2 separate regions of the Mus musculus genome follow, and region 1 is linked to region 2. The links are chromatin loops, found by intact Hi-C in ENCODE. Cell type or tissue: gastrocnemius. All regions are shown on one strand. Each heading gives the region's core, and the rest is flanking DNA. Links, peaks and the distances in the headings are about the cores only.

Region 1 (7,757 bases), core at 1,902-5,901, 74 kb before region 2:
TGACCTAGTCCTGGCCTGAAAGCCTTCACCTTGAGAACTAACTGTCATGTACAAGAAGGCAAAAGACATGTTTCCAAAGAAGAGAAGCAACCAACTGTCCTATATAACTATGAACTACAACAACATCCAGCATGGCCTAATCTTAAGGATTCAGTAGTGGCACGCATACCACTGGAGGTAACCGGCAACTCTGTAGTTAGACTTAAGACCTGTTCAATAAGCGGAAATATTATTCCTGGAAATGAAAACCTAACCAAATAACTACTTAGTGCTAGTAAAGTCATGGATTCTGCAGCAGAATTGACCACAACCACTTTAGTAAGCCAGTATAATCCATAAGAACAATATAAACATTTGTCTTCATACCCACTGATAAGTGTAGTCTTCACCCTTCATCAAGGAAACTTCATATTGTAACAGATTAAGACCATTATAGAAAATCACAAAAAATAAAAATGCAGAGTTGTATAGTCCATTTTTAATGGATATGTCTATAAAACTATCCCATACCTAAGGTTCAGGGAAAGTTGTAGAAGAGAGAGAATTTCTGTAAGAGTCAGAGGATCAGGAAGCTTGATGTGAGATTGTGATTCCTCATAATGTCAGAAACTACACCCATAATGGATAAATGACATGGCTGCCCAAATGTGAGCTGAACAAAGACAACGATAGCCATGTCAAAGTGGTTAGGGAAAGCCAACAAAACCTCAACCCAACACAAAGTGGACAGGGAAAGCCCACAAGACCTCAACCCAACACAAAGTAGATGGGAAAAACCCACAAGACCTCAACTCAGTACAAAGAACACAGGAAACTAAGGAATGCTGGGAGTGAAAAAGTGTCTTCTTTAAAGAAGAGCATACCAACTTATTATTAATACCAAAGTCAGCCTTGAAAATATTCATACAAGTAATTTTATACACTGAGCAAGTTACAATCTAGGAATCTCTCTCTCTCTCTCTCTCTCTCTCTCTCTCTCTCTCTCTCTCTCTCTCTTACAGCAAATAATGTATAAAGGGACCATGGACTTGACAAAGAGCAAGAGGGTCTAGAGGAGAGTTTGGAGGGAGGAAAGTAAAGGGAGAAATGCTGTTATATATTGTAATCTTTAAAAAAAGAAAAAGAAAAATCATATTTTGAAAAACAATAAAGTTAGAAGGTATACAAAAAACTCTTCAACACATATTAAAAAAATGATTGGATTAGGAAATGGAGAGATGGTTTGATGGTTAATAGCATTTGCTATTTCAAGGAACAGAGTTTAGTTCCCAGCACCATGTTGGGTGGCTGACAATCACCTCTCAATCCATCTCCAGAGGAGAAGGTTCAGTGACCTCTTCTGGCCTCAAAGGTCACTGGACAAACACGCATGTCCCTTCACACAGCCACACCCACCCACACATGATTAAAAATAAAAATAAATTACAAAAGGGAAGTTGTTGAATTACTATTACTATTTGATGCAATCATCAAACAAATGAGTTAAAATAAATGAATTAACATAGAAATTATCACCAACATGGGTATAAGCTGAAAATGGTATTATGTTATCACAATATTCCTTCTTTGATGAAAAAGAAAACAACATAAAATAGAACCAAAACAAACAAACAAACAAACAAACAAACAGCAACAATGTATGTCTACCAATGTTATAGAAGTATGTAAAAAATTGTATCTCTCAAATGCTTTTAGAAGTTTGTTTTTAAGCAAGTGCCTTTTATAGTTTACTTTTACAATAACCATCTATTTTATTAAAATAACATCATCATAAACTTCTTAGTCACTGTATTCTGCTGGTGAAACAAGTAAAATAGAGCCATGTCTGAGCAGGAAATTGAAGATGGACTAAGGCTGAAACCTGCTCACATAATCTGGTCTCCAGCATATGTGTCTTACTGCAAATAAAACGAGTTTGTGAGCAGAAGTGGTGTTAATCTGCCTCTGCATAGGTGCGATAGGCCTTGTTTGTGAGTGAAAAAATGCCCTGAGTATGAATCTGAACTCCACCCCTACTGTGTTGAGTGTCCTTAATTAATGATCAATACTTCTTCCTTCCTTCCTTCCTTCCTTCCTTCCTTCCTTCCTTCCTTCCTTCCTTCCTTCCTTCCTTCCTTCCTTCCTTCCTTCCTTCCTTCCTTCTTTCTTTCTTTCTTTCTTTCTTTCTTTCTTTCTTTCTTTCTTTCTTTCTTTCTTCCTTCCTTCCTTCCTTCCTTCCTTCCTTCCTTCCTTCCTTCCTTTCTTTCTTTCCTTCTGTTCTGCACTTCTAAAACATAGATTAAAACAATGGAATTCATCAGAATATTCTTTAGTCAAATGAGGTCTTATTTATCTCCTCAGCTCACCCCTTCTCTCTGTTTTTGCTCTACTTTGCTCTGGAACATACTAGATTATAGACATTCAGTTCCATGACATGAGTGGCTAGGATTCTGTCCTCCCTGGAGTAAGAAGTCCAATCTTGTATTTCTCCCCAAGCAGAGTGAGAGCTTCTTGGGAGATCACAGTGGTCTTTACAAGTTTGGCATCTGTAAACCTGGAAATTCATTATTCCTCCTTTAGCATTTGGGCAGCAGAATTCTCCCTTTGAAAATGATCTCAGTTCTTATTCTATATCTGCACTGAAAATTTGATAGCCTAGAGTCAGTATTTTTTTTAGTATGTTATATTAGGAATTTGATTAATACGTTTGCAGCTTAAAGTCATCTCACTCCAAAAAATTTGTGAGAATCAGACTCCTACAGTTAAAGCTCTTGAGAATTCCAAAGCTAAATCAAGACAGGGTCATCTTCCTGGAGCACCTCTGAGGCAAGAAAAACAAACATTTCAGAGACCAAACCATAAATCTGCAGTGTTTACATCTAATCCACGCACTAGAGTTGTGCCCTGAAACCTGATTCCACCTTGACCCTCAGCTGAGCTATTGCTGGACTTGAGCATTTAATAAATCACCCTCGTATTAGTCACAGCACAAAGCTCACACCCTCTCGTCCGTTTTTAGAATCCGTTTACAAGCCCTTGACCTTTATCTAATTCTGCCATGTCCCCCTCCCCCAGTCTCTTTAAATGCCACTTTAGCTAGTTACATTATAAGTTGTCTTGGAGTTAAGGAACACAATTATCTCCATGCCAAAGGAGTTTTGGGAGAACACAATTCTCACAGCATAACATTTCTCAAACAAGATCCTGTTCATCCACCATGGTAATGACTTTGTCTTTCAAATATGGTTATAGGTAAAAATAAAAAGATGACATCTCAAAGCACAGCCAGGTTATTTAGACAGGGCAATTCCACGATGGTCAGAGATTCTCACATAGCATTTTCAAATGTATGGTCTTGCCAGCTCCACATGAGTGACATATGAAAGAGGAGAGTAGAATAGGAGACTGAAGACCATTAGTGCCTGGTCCAGGCAAGGACATGATCAGACATAGAATGGTCTGGTTGAGCTGTACAAAGAAGGGGTTCTTTAAATAAATATTTAAAGCAGATAAAAGTGTCAGCCAAGCAAAACCTAAACAAGTCTCCGATGAAGCACTAGCTTGACCTTTAACCTGCATCCACTTTCTCTAATCCCTCTGCTCTCTGAAGTCTGTCTTGAGCAGGCTGCCACAATGCCATAGGTTAGCAGGCTCCTGGCGGAAGACTTAACACAGCATCCCCAGTAGGAGTCAACTCTAAGACCCGCAGGTGGATTGCCAGTCTTAACTTAGCTCTCTCCTTCCTTGTCTCACTTTAACTTATTCCTACAGCTTCTCCTTCACCCCCGCTAGTAAAAGATTTATTAAAACCTCAAGCCCAGAAATAGCTCAGCTCCGTTTCAAAGTGGAGTCAAGCTCCAGGGCACAAGCCTAGGACTTGGATTAGATGGTAACACCGGAGATTTATGCTTCATTCTTTGAAGTGTTTGTTTTCCTTGACAGAATGCATGTACCCACATCCTCCAATCTTTTCTGGAGCTTTTAAAAATGTATTATTTTCAAGTATGTCAAGTCTGAGTCTCATGGAGAGAAGCCCAGGCTACTTTACTTAAAGGAGCCCCCTTATGGAGGCTTAGTAGGAGAGCCCTTGCTCAGCATCCACAAAGGCCTTTGATTCAGTCTCCAGTGCTTCACACTCAAAACACACACTCAGGAACAAAGACACAGAAACACACACACACACACACATACACACGCACGCATGCACAGGCACACACACATGCACAAAGACACAAACACACAAAACACACCCAGAGTCATAGACACACACTCAGAGACACACACACTTAGAGACACAGACACACACACAGACACACAGACACACACAGACACACACACAGACACACAGACACACACACACACACACAGACACACAGACACACACACACACACACACACATACAGGAGGAAAGTTGTGCTATTTTAGTGGGTGATTGGGAGAAATAATTCCTCAATTCCTCATAAATGATTCAGAGCATGAGGAGGAAGAAAGAAATGCAAGTTTAGGCCACCCTAGTGTGTGCTGGACTCACACATTGATTAAATACTATTTCCAGTATAGGCCATTGTTGTGGTAAAACATGAATTAAGAGCACCACTTTCTTGAATTTATAGAATAGTCACCTCCATTTTAAATTCTACCAGCTTGCTTTGCCCAGATTTAAGGTTTATTTTTGAAATTGATTTGGATCATGCATTACTTGGATACTATTTGTTTTCCAGATGATATTTTTACATTTTGTTTAGAGATGAGATGTCTGTGCAGGTGGCCTGCCAAAGGTGAGAGCTAGGGAGTGTATTGTTGAATGTCAGACAGACCTTTTTGTTCTTTAACAAAATGAAAGATGTGCACTTAATAACCAAGTCCTCTACATTAAACTAATAGCGGATCTGTTGTATGGGCAATGCTACACAGAGAAGCACTTTAACTTTGCTAAACTGTGATGGTTTGTATGTTCTTGGACCAGGGAGTAGCACCATTTGGAGGCATGGCCTTGTTGGAATAGGTGTGATCTGGTTGGAGTAGGTGTGTCACTGTGGGTGTGGGCTTAAGATCCTCACCCTAGTTGCCTGGAAGTCAGTCTTCTACTAGCAGCCTTTGGCTGAAAACTTAGAACTCTCAGCTCCAATGGGCCTCTGTTTCCAGTGATGGCCGACTAGGCCATCTTTTGATACATATGCAGCTAGAGTCAAGAGCTCCGGGGTACTGGTTAGTTCATAATGTTGTTTCACCTATAGGGTTGCAGATCCCTTTAGCTCCTTGGCTACTTTCTCTAGCTCCTCCATTGGGAGCCCTGTGATCCATCCATTAGCTGACTGTGAGCATCCACTTCTGTGTTTGCTAGGCCCCGGCATAGTCTCACAAGAGACAGCTACATCTGGGTCCTTTCGATAAAATCTTGCTAGTGTATGCGATGGTGTCAGCATTTGGATGCTGTTTATGGGGTGGATCCCTGGATATGGCAGTCTCTACATGGTCCATCCTTTCATCTCAGCTCCAAACTTTGTCTCTGTAACTCCTTCCATGGGTGTTTTGTTCCCAAATCTAAGGATGGGCATAGTGTCCACACTTCAGTCTTCATTTTTCTTGAGTTTCATGTGTTTAGGAAATTGTATCTTATATCTTGGGTATCCTAGGTTTTGGGCTAATATCCACTTATCAGTGAGTACATATTGTGTGAGTTCCTTTGTGAATGTGTTACGTCACTCAGGATGATGCCCTCCAGGTCCATCCATTTGGTTAGGAATTTCATAAATTCATTCTTTTTAATAGCTGAGTAGTACTCCATTGTGTAGATGTACCACATTTTCTGTATCCATCCCTCTGTTGAGGGGCATCTGGGTTCTTTCCAGCTTCTGGCTATTATAAATAAGGCTGTTATGAACATAGTGGAGCATGTGTCCTTCTTACCAGTTGGCATTGGACACGCAAACTTTATATGCCCCAGTATAGGGGAACGCCAGGGCCTAAAAGGGGGAGTGGGTGGGTAGGGGAGTGGGGGTGGGTGGGTATGGGGGACTTTTGGTATAGCATTGGAAATGTAAATGAGCTAAATACCTAATAAAAAATGAAAAAAAAAAGAACTCTCAGCTCCTCCTGCACCATGCTTGTCTGGACACTGCGATGCTCCCACCTTGATGATAATGGACTGAACCTCTGAACCTGTAAGCCAGCCCCAGTTAAATGTTGTTTTTTATAAGACTTGCCTTGGTCATGGTGTCTGTTCACAGCAGTAAAACCCTAACTAATACAGAATTCTTGGTTTTGTCTTCTAAAATGAGGACATTTTCCTCCAGCTTTTGCAGAGGCTGACTCAGACCTGTGCTAGTCTTTATGTGGGAACTAGAGAAAAAAACTTTAGGAGTGGGTCAGAGTGAGACAAGAAGGAGGGGACAGCTCAGCTCACTAGAGCAAATCACATGTGTTTTAGAACGGCATCTCACGGGACAATTTGTAAGACGTCCCATGGCTTCAGCATCTCTTGAAAACTTTAAGTTACAGGGGAGGAAACACACCTGCTGGTGACTGAAACCTGCAGGATGCACACTTAGATGGAGAGGGAAGGAAACGGGATGGAATGGGGACAGCCCTCACAGGGTTACCGTTCGGGCTGAATGAGGTTCTGGGTATCTAGATATCCAGATATCTGATATGTACAACTTCAGAACTTGGGGCTGGGGTCATGCTGAGTCATCATGCTTCATACATGAAAGATGCTGAGCAATCTTGGCCCTGAAAAACAAAACCAACACTGCTCTGGCTCAAGGTGTTTAGCTCTTGGTGGAGGACTACAAATGAAGCTTCATATACTTGTTTTATTAAATATCTGATAGTCACTCAAATAGGCTCTCTAAACCTAACTTAAATATATTTTTGCAATGGAGTAAATGAATAGTTGTTTAAAACAAAACCTTTAGGGACTAAACAATAAAATCTTTTTGTGACTATAATCTACTTCAGCTGGAATTTCAAGGAGATGATATAGTCAGAATATTGCTACTTCCCCCTTGGGTACTTTCAACAGCCTGGCTGTTTAAGGAAACAAAAGAAATTCTATGCTTCTGCCACTGTCGTAGCAAAGTCAATATAACAGCCAAAAGTGTAAGCTGGATTCTACTCTGTCTCATTCTGGCATGCTGTTATTTGAGATAGTTGATGATATATGAGAGTCCAGAATATTGCTGGATTCCTGAGTTACAGTTCAGTTTATGGGAAATTGTAGCTTGATTTGTAAGGAAAGGTAACATAACAGGAAAGATATTGATAGGAAAGACATATCAGCAAGATGTTGCTTTAACTGTCTTTCTTGGGCTATCAGGAGTTTTTAAAGGCATCACTTGATCTCCTCCTGCTTGACAAGACTCTAAAAACAAAGAATAGTCAGGCTTCTTCAGTCCATTGAGAAGACATTGAATTGCTTGAAAGTTAAGCTCTTTGGGCCCTGTGGCTTCACGACACACCTGACGCTTATTATTGACATTATGAGTGTTCTGGGTAAAGAGCTCACAGGCCACAGGAATGGGGAGTGCTTGTCTGGTTCACTCACAGGGTAAGCCAAGGTTCCAAAGGAGCTGAAGTTCCAAAAAGCTTCTGTGGCCTCTGTGTGTCTCAGTGGCAGTGTGTGGCAATCCTACATGAGACCTTGAATTCCAACTCCAGCACCACCCTCCCCCAAACAAAACAAAACAGAACAAAACAAAACAAAACAAAACCAGGCCTCCTTTGTCTCCACATATCATCTGATCTAAACAGTAACAGTGATTTTACTGTTACCAGC
Region 2 (8,713 bases), core at 2,383-6,382:
TCTCTGCCAGCCAGCTGTCAATCACTTTATTCAAATGGCCTATGTTTATAGCAGGGCTGCAATACTTGGGACACTTTCATTACGGAAACACAGAGAGCTCAGCAGGCAGAAACCAAGTAGCTGATAAGCATCCTCCCTCCTGGGGACTAAACTCCTTCAGAGATCTGACCTGAGAGGCTGTAGATGATTTCTTCTCCAGTGTGTGTTTCAGAAGCTGTGGAGTGTGGCAATCAGTCTGGAAGTAGCTGAGCATACAGGTCCGTTTTCAAGCCAGACTGCTTAAGTGCAAGATAACACTATGTATCAGTCAACTGTCATGTAATCTGAGATGAATGGAAAAAAAATCTATCTACCCTAGCATTAAAAAACAAAACAAAACAAACAAACTAAAGACAAAAATCAGGAAGAGAGAAACAAATGTAGAAAAGCCTTGGTTTAATACTTACAAAATGAAGGCCATGATGTTATCTTGGAGTGCTGCTGACTGCTGTGAGCACAAGTGTGTTCACACCTGTTCTTACTTGTGTGACTGCATCGAATTTCATACTGTACGTACCCCATTACTGGGTGAGATCAAACTAAAAATAATTAAAGATAACATGGGCCTAGAACCACTGTGTAAGATCTACAGATGCAGTGGCTAGCATAGTTCAGCCCTCACAGCCCTTGACAAGCCAATGTAATTCCTCACTATGAAGGAGGAAGAGAGGGAGGGAGGGACACAGGGGGAGGGAGGATCATTGCATCTTAGGGTCTGCACACTTTCCATATACTTTCAAGGCCACTTTCCAAAGACCAAAGGACCAATGAATTCCTGCCATTTTACTTGCCCTAGCAGGCTGTGAATGAGGCCACTGCTACAGGCTGCATTCATCAGATCTCACAGGTTAGCATTTACCTTCTCTTTGACTAGAAAAATCTGTTGAAAAAGTTATTTCAATTTCTTTTCCTTTTCTCTTCTCTTCTTCCTTTTTCCTTTTTCTTTTTCCTTTTCTTCTTTCTTTCTTTCTTTTCTTTTTCTTTTCTTTCTTTTTTTTTTTTTTGAAGAATCTCATTCTGTAACCCATGTATGCCTTGAACTCTTGTCTGCTGCTGGTCTTACCTACTTTGTGAGTTCCTCTTTTTCCCACTCTTTGTTCCCCTGGTTTCACCTCCTATAAAGAGAGAATGAAGGAGAGAGATATCTGTGAATCTAGTTTCTTCTTTGATTGCAGCTGGTTTTTGCTACTTTGTGGGTTCTTCTTTTTTTCACACTTCATACCCCAGGTTCTACCATATATCACTAGATAGAAAGAAGGAGAGGGGAGAGAAGAGGCAGAGAGAGAGAGAGAGAGAGAGAGAGAGAGAGAGAGAGAGAGAGAGAGAGAGAGAGAGATCTCCTTGAATCTAATTTATTTTTTCTTTGAGCATGACTACTAACAAATCACAACCAATGACCATTGTGTCCGCCTATCAGGGTTCTAGAATTTATATATTCTCTGAAAAGTTGCCAAAATTCCAAATGTCTTCACACAATCATAGAAACTATCTGCAGCTGGCAAAACCACACCTCTGCTAGAACAGGAGGTAAATCATTGTTAGCTGCTTCAGACTGTCAGCAGCCCCACATCACTACATTTTGGGATTAAAATGAAAGCATATTCTTATAATATTTCTGTGATTTATTTTAAAGAAATCAAAATTCCAGAATTGTCACTCCCCATGGTTTCAGAATTCTAAACACCAGCAAGTTGTTATGAGCCATGATACCCATCTAGTAATTTATTTTAAATACAGCAAAGTTAATCTTTGGGAAATCATCAGATGTTTTATTTAACTTCCCAAACTCTGACGTTCTTGTTCATTCTTTGAAAATGACTGCCATGGCCTCTTCTATGAGTTTAGTTAGTTTGTCCTCATCCCTTCTCCCATTGTAATTGTCAAAGTTTTCTTGAGGCAATTTCAAGATTATTCCATCAATCTTTGTCTTTCTTTTAATTTATGTGGTGGAATTTACTTGTTCATTGGTGTGAGTGATTTTCAATATCTTCCCAATGTGCCTGTGGCAAGTGAAAGTACAAACTGCATATATTAAAGTTCTGTTGGAGTGGAATGCAACCAAAACAAATTATGCCACACAGTGAATGTCACTGGACTGTGGGCACTTGTGAGTTATTTAAAAATTCCTCTTATATTTGTAATTAAGAAAACAAATTTGCCCTGCATGTTTGAGAGGCAATAGTAGGACAATGAATCCCATGGCAACAATGCTCTAATTGACTTCATTGTCATCAGCATTATTCTTACCACAAATGCATAAATGCCTCATATATCATTTACCATCTTATTTTGAAACCTACTGTATATATCTGAAGTGGGATCAGCAGTTAAAGGCCAGTTAATTGTTTTTCATATACTTAGAGTGCTCTGTATAGTTCATCTCATGAGGAAAGCACACTCTTAAGTTTCCTAAGTATTATGAAAATTCTCCAGTAGCTCAGAATATTTAATACTTGGTGGCTCAGAATATTTACTACTGCATGGTATAAAAGTGTATTGTTTAGGCAGGGATGCCTGATCAGTCCTGAGGATGACCAGCAGGGTCTGGATCCTAGGGCTGGTGAACATCTGCTAAAAGCAGCTGCCTCAGTTAGAGCACGTGGACAGAAGCGGACAACTGGGATGCATTGTATGTTCTGGCCAAAGCAGCAACCAGCCCTGCATGGAGGTACTGGGTGTAGTCCATGAAGTGTCTTATTGATGGTCATGTGATTCCTCTACCAGTTGAACAGCACACAGGAGACATAGGGCGATCTGGAGAGATGCGAAAGGAATCACCTTGCCGGGGTACACAGAGCTCTGTATTGGTCCAAGTTGAGGCATGAGATATTGACCTACTTGCTCACCTCTACATCACTCACATACTGTGATGTTCACTTCTAGTACATCATTGTGATGGAATTCAGTCCAGCTTCTGGCCTATTTTTATAGTGCATGCTCATTTCACGAAGCAGGGCTTCAGTGTGAAATGGAAAAGTGGTTGGGTTTGAAACTCATTGAAGCTGTTCAAGACAATTCACTGTATTATCCTGTACAAAAAGAATATTGATTTTAAAAATGTATTTGTATGTGTGTGTGTGTGTGTGTGTGTGTGTGTGTGTGTGTGTGTGTGTGTAAGTGCAGGTCCCTCAGGAGACCAATGCTGTTGGATCCTCTGGAGCAGGAGTTACAGCTGTTAGTGGATCATCTCAGTATGGTCCTGAGAATGGAAGTCCAGACCTCTGCAAGAACAACAAGCTCTTGAACTGCTGAGCAATCTCTCCAGTCAGATTTTTATGTTTCTTTAAATATAATTTATAATGGTAGTAAAATTTTAAATGGTTGTAAAATACACATTTTCACGATTTTTATTATAAGTAAATTTTGGTGTGATTGTTACCAAAACATGCATTATTGTTTCAAATATAAACCTTGAAGGGATACAAGATAAGTGTGTGAGAACAAACTTCCCATTACAATGATTTTATGTGGAATGCCACACACAGTTAATAATTAGTCGTTCAAATATTCTAGTTTTTACCATTTTTTAATGTAATACACAAAAACACAGAACATAGTTGTGTTTAACTAGGTGCCAAGGGCCTCATCGTTTTCTCCTGGCTTTCTCAAAAGCTTTGGGAACCGCAAGCCACTGAGTCTTTTCAATGATTCATCTGAATGCCAAAGCTGGGACCCCGGGCTCTCGGACTGTCTGGAATAGACACACAGTTGACATGGTTAACTCCTCCTCACTATAATCACTCCTAATTTCCAACTTAAAGATGCTGCCTTACCCACGCCTTGTTTCCCATCAAAAGACATGTGCAATGTTTTACATTCAGCTACAAATTAGGTTGGAAAAATGACCCAAGAGGGGTCAATTTAGTGGAAGTTTACTGTTCCCAAACAGGCCCCTCCTAGCAAGAGTTCAGAAAGAAACTTCCCTCTTCCAGACTCTGCAGCAGGTCAAGGGTTGTTTTGGAGGACCGCCCATTCCAGACCCAAGGTCCTTTTCCGTTTCCTCCCGGTACAGTCTCTGTCCAGATCTCCTCCGGGCTTCTATGGGGAAGCCAAACTGCCTCCCTGCAAGGCCAGTTGCTGTAGATGCAAGCAACCTGTGAACTCAGGCCAACTCCTTGAAACTTCACAGAGGCAAAGGCATTCCAGGACACACAGAGGCTGTGGCCAACTGCCCAGGGGGAGGAGACTGCTCTCTGCTCTCAGTTGCCCTTCAGGTTCTGCGCCCTGGGGACCTGGCAGTGGCAGAATCATGTGGGCACCTGGTAAGGTGGCCGGGACCATGTGTTCCTCCCGCAACCTCCCCAGGGTGTTGATCTCCGCCTCAGCTTGGGCTCTTTCTCTTTCACTTTTCTGTTAGCTGGGGTTGGGACTCCCCGGCTGGAAAGCACTGGGGGAAACCGGGGAAACCCCAGCTGATTCGCTCCTTGTGCCTTGATTGCTCCCGCTGGCTGCTGCCCTGCATCCTGCACCCTTCAACCAGAACCCGATGGAGGTACAGAATGGGAGGTGGTAGTGCTGGTGGTGGTGGATCAACAATGGAATTTTTTTTTTTTCCGAAAGCCTACGCCCCGGGCCCCTCCCAGCTCTGGCTCTGCTCAGGCACCCTTTTCCCCTCCAGCTGCCGGCCAGGCCGCCCCGCCCTCTTTCTTGACCAAGACTTCAATACTCAGTGGCACTGTATTCCCCTTCTGTCCAGCCACTCTTCCCCAGAGTTCTCTTCTTCATCCTCCCCCTTGCAGAGTAGGGCAGCTTGCAGGTCCTCCTGCAAGTCTCTCCCAATTCTCTGCGCCCAAAAGACTTGCAGTGCATCTCCTTACGCGCTGCAGGGACCTTGCCAGGGCAGGACTGCCCCCGCCCAGTTGCAGAGTTGGACGAAGACGGGATCCTGCTGTGTTTGGAAGGCTGAGTTCCACATCTAACAGCTCAGAGAGGTCAGGAAAGGTACTAACTCGGCTCTGCTTGCCACATTCTTTCAAACTTCTGGCCCCGGCGAATGGATGGCTGCTATGGACTTTCTTTCTTTCTTTCTCTCTCTCTCTCCTCTCTCCCTTTGCAAAAATTACTCACCTTTTCCTTGTTGAAGATGCGTTTTCTAGGGAAATAAATGTGCAGGAATGGCCATAGGTCTGGGTCTGTATTAGCAACAGCTTAGCTCAAGGCTTAATCAAAGCAGTTGTCTGTATGAAATACCAGATTGAAGGGAAGCAACGGGGAAGATTGTCCTGAAATAAAATCCTCACTCAAGCGGGCTTTAGATGAAAACCCAGCTAACTTTTTCAAGTGGGTTGGAGAGTGCAAAGTTGCAAGAAAGGGAAGCTCAAAAGAATGTCTATAGCCCCTCCCCCCTGCATTTAATATTATGTTAATGCCCAAACAATGTTAATGATCCAGGTTCCAGACAGAACCAGGCAGCGTCCTGACAGGTTTCAGACAGAACCAGAGACAGAGTCCCGCAGAAGCTGAAATGGAAATGAGGTGATTGGCAGCAGCTACTTTCCACTGGTGATTTTAAATTGATTTCTGATACTCTCATTGGTGGCGCCAGGGAGGCCCCATTGACCTGCCAGGACTCTCCAGTCTGAGCCGGTAAATAAACAGATTACTACGATTGCTGCCTCAAGTTAGATCCTTATCAACATTGAATGCTCACTAAAATTTAAAGGATTTCTTAAAGGAAGTTTAGAGGGATTGATAAGAAAGAAGCGACTCAAGAGGGAACATCAATATTAATAAAGGAGTAGAGACAAAACTATAGTTATTTTAGGCTTTTAGAATAAAAAAACAACAACAACAACAACAACAAACTCCGGAGTTTTACTTAAAATGTGGAAGGGTCAGAAATTGCTTCAGGCTTGTTATAAATGTGTCTGCTTCTCCTCTGATCTTTATGCTTCCCCTTTTCCCTTCTGGGAGTTTGCAGTCCCATTCTCACTCTAATGGCTCCTCTTGCCTTGTGATCTGTTTTGCAACATGATAGGGGGTCAGGTTTTCCCTAGTTCAGATCCCTGACAGGTTTCTAGTAGTTTAGATATTACTGCTGGCTGCTGATTGGCAGGCAGAGGCAGTGTACAGTGCGGTGGGAAGCTGCTTCTTAGAATTTTCCTGCAGATTGCTGGTGGGTTAAAGGAAAAATACAATGGTGCTTTCTTAGTTAAATCTTGTTTCAATTCTAAGAAGTGTCTGTGGCTATATTGCATAATATAACATTTGTCAAGGACACAGATTTATATATATATATATATATATATATACATATATATATATATATATATATATATAAACTAATTTTGAAGAGTTTTAGCAAAATGGCTTAAGGTTATTGAAACAATTTGGAAGCAGAATTTTGACCTTGGGAAGCACTTCATCTGAGGTGTGTGCTGCCGCTCTGTGATTTCAGCTCTGTGATTTCAGGGAAGCTAAAAAAAAAAAAAAAAAAAAAAAAAAAGGAGCTCTGTGGATTTTCCTGAGGGAACTATTTGTAACACCAATCAGCTTTTATAAATGGATATTTGACCCAAGGCTTTAAAACGTTTAGAATCTGGTCTCTGTTTATGTAACTTTTCTTCTGAATGCTGGTTAACCACAACCCAGGAAATAATGTCTTCATCCCACAGCCTGTTACATAAATAACAGTCAACAACTTAAATTCTAACCCCCCAATATTGTTCTAAGTGCACATGTGTTTAGAGAGTGTCATGCTAGACATCTGTTTATAAATATTCGTGTGTATGGCACATTTGCTAGAGTAACTCATTTGCAGGGAAACAGGTCTTGGGAGGGTTAATCTCTTCCACCCCAGACAGAGCTAAGATTGCAATGCTGATAAAAATGAAAGAATTTCCTATTCAACAGCTTCCCCACAGTTTTGACAGTGACAGTTACTAATTTATTTTGGGCCAATGTTGCTAGAATTTTGGCTTCTGATTACTTTTATAGCTGATATTATTAATTATATATTTAAGGATTATAATCACATAATATCTGTATGCATTTGATCCCTTAGAGAAATTCATGATCTCTAAATGGGAATAGCTGCCTAATATGTATCAGATTTTTAAAATAATGACTCATAATGGGTAAATCTGGATTGACTTCTGTATCTGAATCTCTCTGCTTCTCATTCCATCCATCCACACAGGAAGCTAGGACTCAAAGAGAGATAGGAGGAGAAGAATCTCCCATTACATCATACCTGAGGCTGCAACTCAACATTGTGTGAGGCTTGTGCTTGCCTTTGCACTGGTGGGAGGAAAAAGTCTATCAGGGTGTTGAGTGAAAGTGAGTGTTGTTAGGGAGAAATGGCATGCAATCGATGAAGAATTATTTTATGGTGTTTCAGTTAACTAATATCAAAATTACATATGCATTTATACATATATTGATATATCCTATAGATTTGTATATGTGTGTTTGTGAATATGTTAGCAGCTGTCAGGAGATAGAAGGGCTATTTGCAATTGTTTTTGGATTAGAGTTGGATGGAAAAATCAATGTTAGCCTAGAAATCCTAACATATTGAAGTAAAACAACATGTTCAGAAGGAACCTAGTGTGAACCTGAAAGTACTAAGAGGAAGGCACCATGCCAGCTTGTCTTAGGCATAGTCCTGTTGAATTCTAATGCCATTCCACGTTTATTCCTACTGTACTGAAAGGAAAACGGTAATGGTGGTGCTGCCGTCCCTCCTTAGTGGAGTAGGATCTGCTGCTGAGCTTAAGGCTCACTCTTACCAATGCTCATTTTGTAGGTTGTCATGTTCTTTGTGTTTAGTATGGTGAGAAAGGAAACACACACACACACACACACACACACACACACACACACACACACACACACAAAACCATCTCTGCCAGGAAGCAGACACTGGCCATCATTTGACTGATTATTTTGCTGTATATTAAACAATGTTATCCCTTTCTAAAGTGTTATCCTGGGCCAGTGAGGTGGCTTGGCCAGTGAGTAAAGGAGCTGGCTACATAAGCCTGGTGACCTGAGTTCAAAGGTGCAAAGAGAACTCATTCCATAAAGTTGTCCTCTGACCTCACTTGCATATGTGCCATGCCACATGAGCCCGTCACCGCCACCGTGCAGACACACACCATGATGATAAAAGTCAAAAGAAAATTAAGGAGTTGAGTGGCTGAGGTCAGAATTAGCAAAGTGAGGTAACTTGAGCCATTTGATTAGCAGTGATCATACACATTCTCTGTCTGGAGACTCGAGTGTTGTACGCATGTGTGTTTAAGTGCTTTATCCCGCTACAGGGCACGGAACTAGACAGTATGATGGTGATCTATGTACCTGAGTGTAAAAGATGGGTGTTTTCTCCAAATGTTGATCTCTTCTGTCTTCTTGAGAGGTCACAGACCACATTAGGATGATGATAAAAAATTATTTTGCCAAATGAAGAAATAGAAACTGAAAATGGCCAAGGGTGGGGCCTAGGGAAGAAATGACCACAGGACTGGTGGGGGAAGGGAGCTGAACTCATTGTTGTGAACAGAAAGAGGCCCTGGCAATGTTGTTGGCGGCCAATAACATTGAGTCACAGTTCTAGATGGACAGCTTACTCTTGAACTTTCCAGTTGAACTGTGAAAGACTTGACAGCTTTTGAGAAATCATGACCAAGCTTTGAGGCGATCAAGGAACTGTCTCTCTGCTGAAATTCTTCAT

The links. Peaks named below come from ENCODE experiments on the same cell type or tissue, not always from the same donor. Only the 100,000 strongest peaks of a DNase experiment are listed, where the experiment ranks them.
Region 1: a loop joins it to region 2, with 4 times the contacts of the local background. A loop is called at or near these places in 1 of 42 quality-filtered maps.

Annotation. Positions count from the first base shown.
Region 1 is chr8:82,473,228-82,480,984 of GRCm38, reverse strand. No RefSeq gene overlaps it. Among named protein-coding and RNA genes, the nearest start is that of Gm25138, 68 kb to the right of the region's middle. In gastrocnemius, for the core only: no CTCF peak of the experiment used is centred there; no DNase peak of the experiment used is centred there; H3K27ac peaks cover 1,922 bases.
Region 2 is chr8:82,398,557-82,407,269 of GRCm38, reverse strand. Il15 (interleukin 15) reads left to right here and starts at 4,684. Exons shown (of 8, transcript NM_001254747.1): 1 at 4,684-4,970. In gastrocnemius, for the core only: no CTCF peak of the experiment used is centred there; DNase peaks (open chromatin) are centred at 4,234, 4,420, 4,641 and 4,881; H3K4me3 peaks cover 2,801 bases; H3K27ac peaks cover 3,123 bases.